2 separate regions of the Homo sapiens genome follow, and region 1 is linked to region 2. Evidence: read pairs that join two places in POLR2A ChIA-PET (ENCODE). Cell type or tissue: OCI-LY7. All regions are shown on one strand.

The links. ChIA-PET counts read pairs that join two places held together with the same protein. Peaks named below come from ENCODE experiments on the same cell type or tissue, not always from the same donor. Only the 100,000 strongest peaks of a DNase experiment are listed, where the experiment ranks them.
Region 1: POLR2A ChIA-PET joins it to region 2 with 10 read pairs; 6 of 35 experiments call an interaction of 5 or more read pairs at or near these places.

The regions. Positions count from the first base shown.
Region 1 is chrX:16,881,897-16,884,396 of GRCh38, forward strand. No RefSeq gene overlaps it. Among named protein-coding and RNA genes, the nearest start is that of RBBP7, 13 kb to the left of the region's middle. RefSeq lists an enhancer at 542-591. In OCI-LY7, a CTCF peak has its summit at 1,477 (motif pointing right); DNase peaks (open chromatin) are centred at 495, 915 and 1,545; H3K4me3 peaks cover 1,538 bases; H3K27ac peaks cover 1,676 bases.
Region 2 is chrX:17,024,004-17,026,503 of GRCh38, forward strand. It overlaps REPS2 (RALBP1 associated Eps domain containing 2), which reads left to right. Exons shown (of 18, transcript NM_004726.3): 4 at 1,056-1,182. Among named protein-coding and RNA genes, the nearest start is that of REPS2, 79 kb to the left of the region's middle. In OCI-LY7, no CTCF peak of the experiment used is centred here; a DNase peak (open chromatin) is centred at 1,018.

The DNA of each region.
Region 1 (2,500 bases), 140 kb before region 2:
AGGGGAAAATGAGGAGTGATTGCTAATTTGTCCACTTTCTTTTAGGAGGTATGAAAATGTTCTATAATTAGACTGTGAATGTACTAAAAGCTAGTCACTTGTATGCTTTAATTGGGTGAATTGTATAGTATGTGATTACATCTCAATAAAGCTAATTTTTTAAAAAAGAAGAGCCAACACGATGTGTCTCTGTGCCCCAGAATGTAGTGGGCTCAGATAAATGTGGAACGTTAGCGGGTCAGCGTGTACCTGGTTTCCAAAAACATTCTTTGTGAAACTCTTGATTGACGAGTTGCAGCTGCAGGAGAAGGGATGTGACTTGGCACTTGCTCCCAGACAGGGACAATGCACCGAACACAGTGTACACACGTAGGTGCCCATTTGAAGGGGTAGCTGTTCTGAGTTGAAGAACTGCACCAGGTTCAACCCAATTCTTGTACTGTGCATGTCCTGCGTGGGGGAGGGACCCGGAAGCTGTGCCAGACCTCAGGAGGCAGCTGCTGTTTGGCCACGTGCATTGCTCACTGAATATCTCTTAAAGTTAAGTAAACCAGTGTAGGGGGAAATGCCATTATGTGTAGTACAACCGTATATTTAGCTGTATTAGTGATTTTATCTGGGTGACAGGATTTTGAGTGATCTTTATTTTCTTTGTATTTCTCTGTGTTTACTGATTTTGTGTGTGTGTGGAAATATTAATATATTAATGTCTTCAGAAAAAAATCTGTACAAAGAGGTTTAGCTGTCCCCCCGCCCCGCCCCTCCCCAGCACCAGGGGTGTTACTGGTGAGGCTGAAATCCCAGGCAGAAGAGTCAGCGGCCGCCCAGGTCCCTCACGTTTTGTGCATCCTGTGGCGAGGGTGCTTGGGGACCCGCAGAACTCAGGCGGGGACTGCTTCGCGGGAAGCCCCACCCCGCCTCCACGGTTCTTCATTTCTAATGCGCAAGCGTGAGAACAGCCTTGCATGGGTGGTAGGTCGGGCATAAACTCTTGGGCTCAGGCTCCAGGCAGGCTAAGCTCTGGTGCCAGCTGTGTGGGGGAGTGCCCGGAAGGGCCAGGTGCCCGGCACCCAGAAACAGGAGTCCCCTTCATCCAGTGGGAAGTGGAGTCTCAGTCTAGTCCTCCCAGTCCCCACAGGGGGAGCCACAGGTTCCAGCTTGTTTGTTGCCAGGTGCCACTGAGAGAGCGCCTGGGATCATTCATCGAATAATCCTGCCCGTCTCTCCGCACTTTTAAACAGCCATATAGTACCATCCTTTGTTTAAACAGAGAACGTCTTTATCCCACAAGGGTAGGTAGTCCAGGAAATACCGAGATATAGGAACAATAGGATTACGGAATCAAACCTTCTCAAACAGATTTTCCTTAGTAGTCTCTAGAGCATTCAAAATGCATATTCTATTTTATGTCTCTTTTCTTTCTAGTAGTCAGATTACTGAAGATTACTAAGCTATCCCTTTTATAAATGTGCTGCTTCGTCAGCTAAACGCAGACCAGTTTCCACCTCTAGCCACGGGAGGGCGCACAAATCAAGTGACGTTTGGTATAACATGTTTTAGGACCTCCTGGCTTGGGTTGAGGAAAAAAACAGGGGCATTGTGGTCCTCTCATGAATGTAGAGCAGCACTATCCAATGGAACTTTCTGCAATGATGGAAATTTCCAATATCTGTGTTGTCCAGCACGTCAGCCACTAGCCACAAGTGGATATGTGGCTAAAATGACTGAAGAAATTAAATTTTAATTTTAGTTCATTTAACTATACATTTATTTTTATTTTTACTTTATTTTATTTTTTGAGACAGGGTCTTGCTCTGTCACCCAGGCTGGAGTGCAGTGGCGAAAGCACGGCTCACTACAACCTCAACCTCCTGGGCTCAAGTAATTATCCCACCTCAGCCTCCCAAGTAGCTGGGACTACAGGCCTGAGCTGCCGTGCATGGCTAATTTTAAATTTTTTTTATAGAGACAGGGTCTCTGTATGTTTCTCAGGCTGATCTCGCACAACCATCTCGGCCTCCCAAAGCACTGGGATTACAAGCGTGAGCCACCGCACCTGGCTAATTAAAAATTTAAATAGCCACACATGGCTACTGGTTACTATATTGGAGAAGAGCATTAGACTGTATAGGAATATTGATTTTTCTGAATGGCTTTACAAAGTTGGCATTTAAACGACTTTGAATCTAACAACAATACCTTAAGGGTAAAGAAAACTAACATTGATGTTCCCACCATTGGCCAGCTTCTGTGCCAGGCAGACTTACATTCCCATCTCATTTAACCTTTGCTATGCCCCTCAGTGAAGGATATTAGTATGCTCATTTCATGAAGATGCAGCAGACCCAGAGAGATGAAGTAACTGGTTCAAAGTCATCAAGAAAGTCACTGAGCTAGATAAATGCATCTAACATTCATTGAGAACCTACAATATGCCAATAAATATTTCAGCAAGGCACTATTACAGACACTGGAAATCTATAATAGAAACCAATGCTAG
Region 2 (2,500 bases):
TTTGGCTGGGTGTAGTGGCTCATGCCTGTAATCCCAGCAGTTGGGGAGGCCGAAGCAGGAGGATTGCTTGAGCCCAAGAATTCAAGACCAGCCTGGGCAACATAGCAAGACCTCATTTCAAAAAAAAAAAAAAAAAATTAGCTGTGTGTGGTGGCGCATGCCTGTAGTAGCTACTGGGGGTGCTGAGGTGGGAGGATTGCTTGAGCCCAGGAAGTCAAGGCTGCAGTGAGCTATGATCACGCCACTGTGCCCCAGCCTGGGTGACAGAGCGAGACCCTGTCTCAAACAAACAAACAAACAAAAAAAAGCACTGTTTTCTTGGTACTTGAATACTCCAAAGTTACCAGTCTACTAGTAAAGTTTTTTTTTTTTTTTTTTTTTTTTAAAGAGGAAACTCAGCAGCAGATAAGGTTGCTTACTTTGCCTAGGGTTCTACATCAGGTTCATATTTGAATTGAGATTCAAATTGTAGCTTGTTAAGATTTCATCTTAGTGTTTGGGAGTAAGCTGGTTGGAATGGTTTACCTATAATGAATTGTTTTGCAGTCTCTCATTGTTAAAAAAAAAAAGCTAGCATTTTACTTTGACATGGTAAGCTCCAAGAATATTAAGTATTAAGCATTTAGAAATATATATTTTAATATTCACATTTGCTGGAAGACTTGATAAGTATAAATCCAGGAAATAAATTTATTAATGAATGAAAATGAAATCTATCCACAGAGAGATCACAATTGGGAGCGGGTATGAATGTTATTTCATGTGATCAGTGTCTTTCATTTTCCAAAGGAAAATATTATTGGAATAACCAAAAGTGTTTCAGGCTGGTTTTAGTAATTTAGGTAACTCAGCACTGATGAGATTTTATTCTCTGGGAGACTTTTTGAATCCTCAGACACTGCTGTTTAACCATGCTGCATTTTTGAGAAAACATTTCCCCCCATTTGTTAAACCAGCTGGGTCACCAGCAGTAGAGTTGCGTTATGCTTCCTGACTGCAGCTCAGAACGCCAGGCTTGAGTGAGCGCCTCTGAACTCTGATCTGGTTCTTTGAAGCAGGAAACACAGTCTCCCACGATGTCACCCCTCGCCTCCCCTCCTTCTTCCCCGCCTCATTACCAGAGGGTGCCCTTGAGCCATGGCTACAGCAAACTGCGGAGCAGCGCAGAACAGATGCATCCAGGTAAGAGGCGACCTGGGGGCCAGCTGTCCCAGGCAGTGTCTTAGAGACTCCTTAATTTACCAGGCGGTAACGCTTCAAGCTGCTTAATTTCCTGATTTAATTACCCCTGTCTTTGGAAACATGGCTCAATTTAATTTTATATTCTCAAGCAAGGTTTTTTTTTAAAAATTGATTTAAACATATTTGAGTAATGTTTCATCTCCTGTCCTAGAAACTAGTTCGTCTTTAGACTTGTAAACAGCTAGATGATTTAATCTTTCATATACAGATTTTATTGAATAGAACATACCATATTAAGGGCTTGTATTTTTTTTGGAATTGTTATTCCTTTCTGTAAGCACACCAAAGATATTTATATAGTAACTGCTTTAATGAAATTTCTTAAGAAATATAACTGCAAAAGCAAAAGAGTTGATCCAACCTTTGAAGACTGAGCACGTAAATGAAAATATATAGGTCCTGTGCTTTGGAATAAGGATAAAGGAAATGCTAGGGGTAGCATTTTGCTGAGGGGTATGTAGCATGCACAGTTGTGGGGTTGCCTTCTTGCTCACATTTATGCTCTGCTGGCCTCGTTAGGTGGTAAAATACGTTAGTTCTGAGGATGACTTGCAGAGTTGGCTGTTTAGGCTGCAGTGCCTAAAGCACTGGAAATTCACTGCAGCATCTTGTGCCTCCTGGGGTTCAGACTCCTAGTTTAAGATATGACCAATTAAAGGTATTCTAGAACTGGATATCTGTAAACCCCCACCCCCCCAGTTTTGTTTTGTGGGCTGTGGCCCCAAATGACCCAGTTTCTGCAGGTTTTTACTGCATTAAAAATAGTGGTGACTTTTAGAGGGACACAGAAATAAAACTGCGCGCTAGGCTGAATAAAGAGAGGCTGTAATCTTGCAGAGAGAAGCAGGCGTGGCATAATGGCAATAGCTTTTGATTGGAAGCAGAAGGTGTGTGGGTTTCTGTGACTAGCTGTAGGACTTTGGGCAGGCCATTGAACATCTCTGAACCACGATTACCTCTTCTCTCTTAAAATGGAGTAACAGTATCCTAGAGGGGTATTAGAAGATTAAGTGAGAATGTGAGTATAAAATCTGTTTGGAAATTAAGTCCTATGCACATGCAAGATGATGTTGCTAATGGATAGTAACAAAAAAATCACTGTCCTGTAACTTGAATATCTCAGTGGGGTTAGAAACTAAATGGAGTTGAGAATTCTTCATTTTCCTCTTATAGTTTCCCTGATCTGATTTCCCTATTTTCAGGAGTGGGTTTTTTTTTTTTTTTTCCTATTTCTAATCTTACTTGGGTTTGGAAGTTG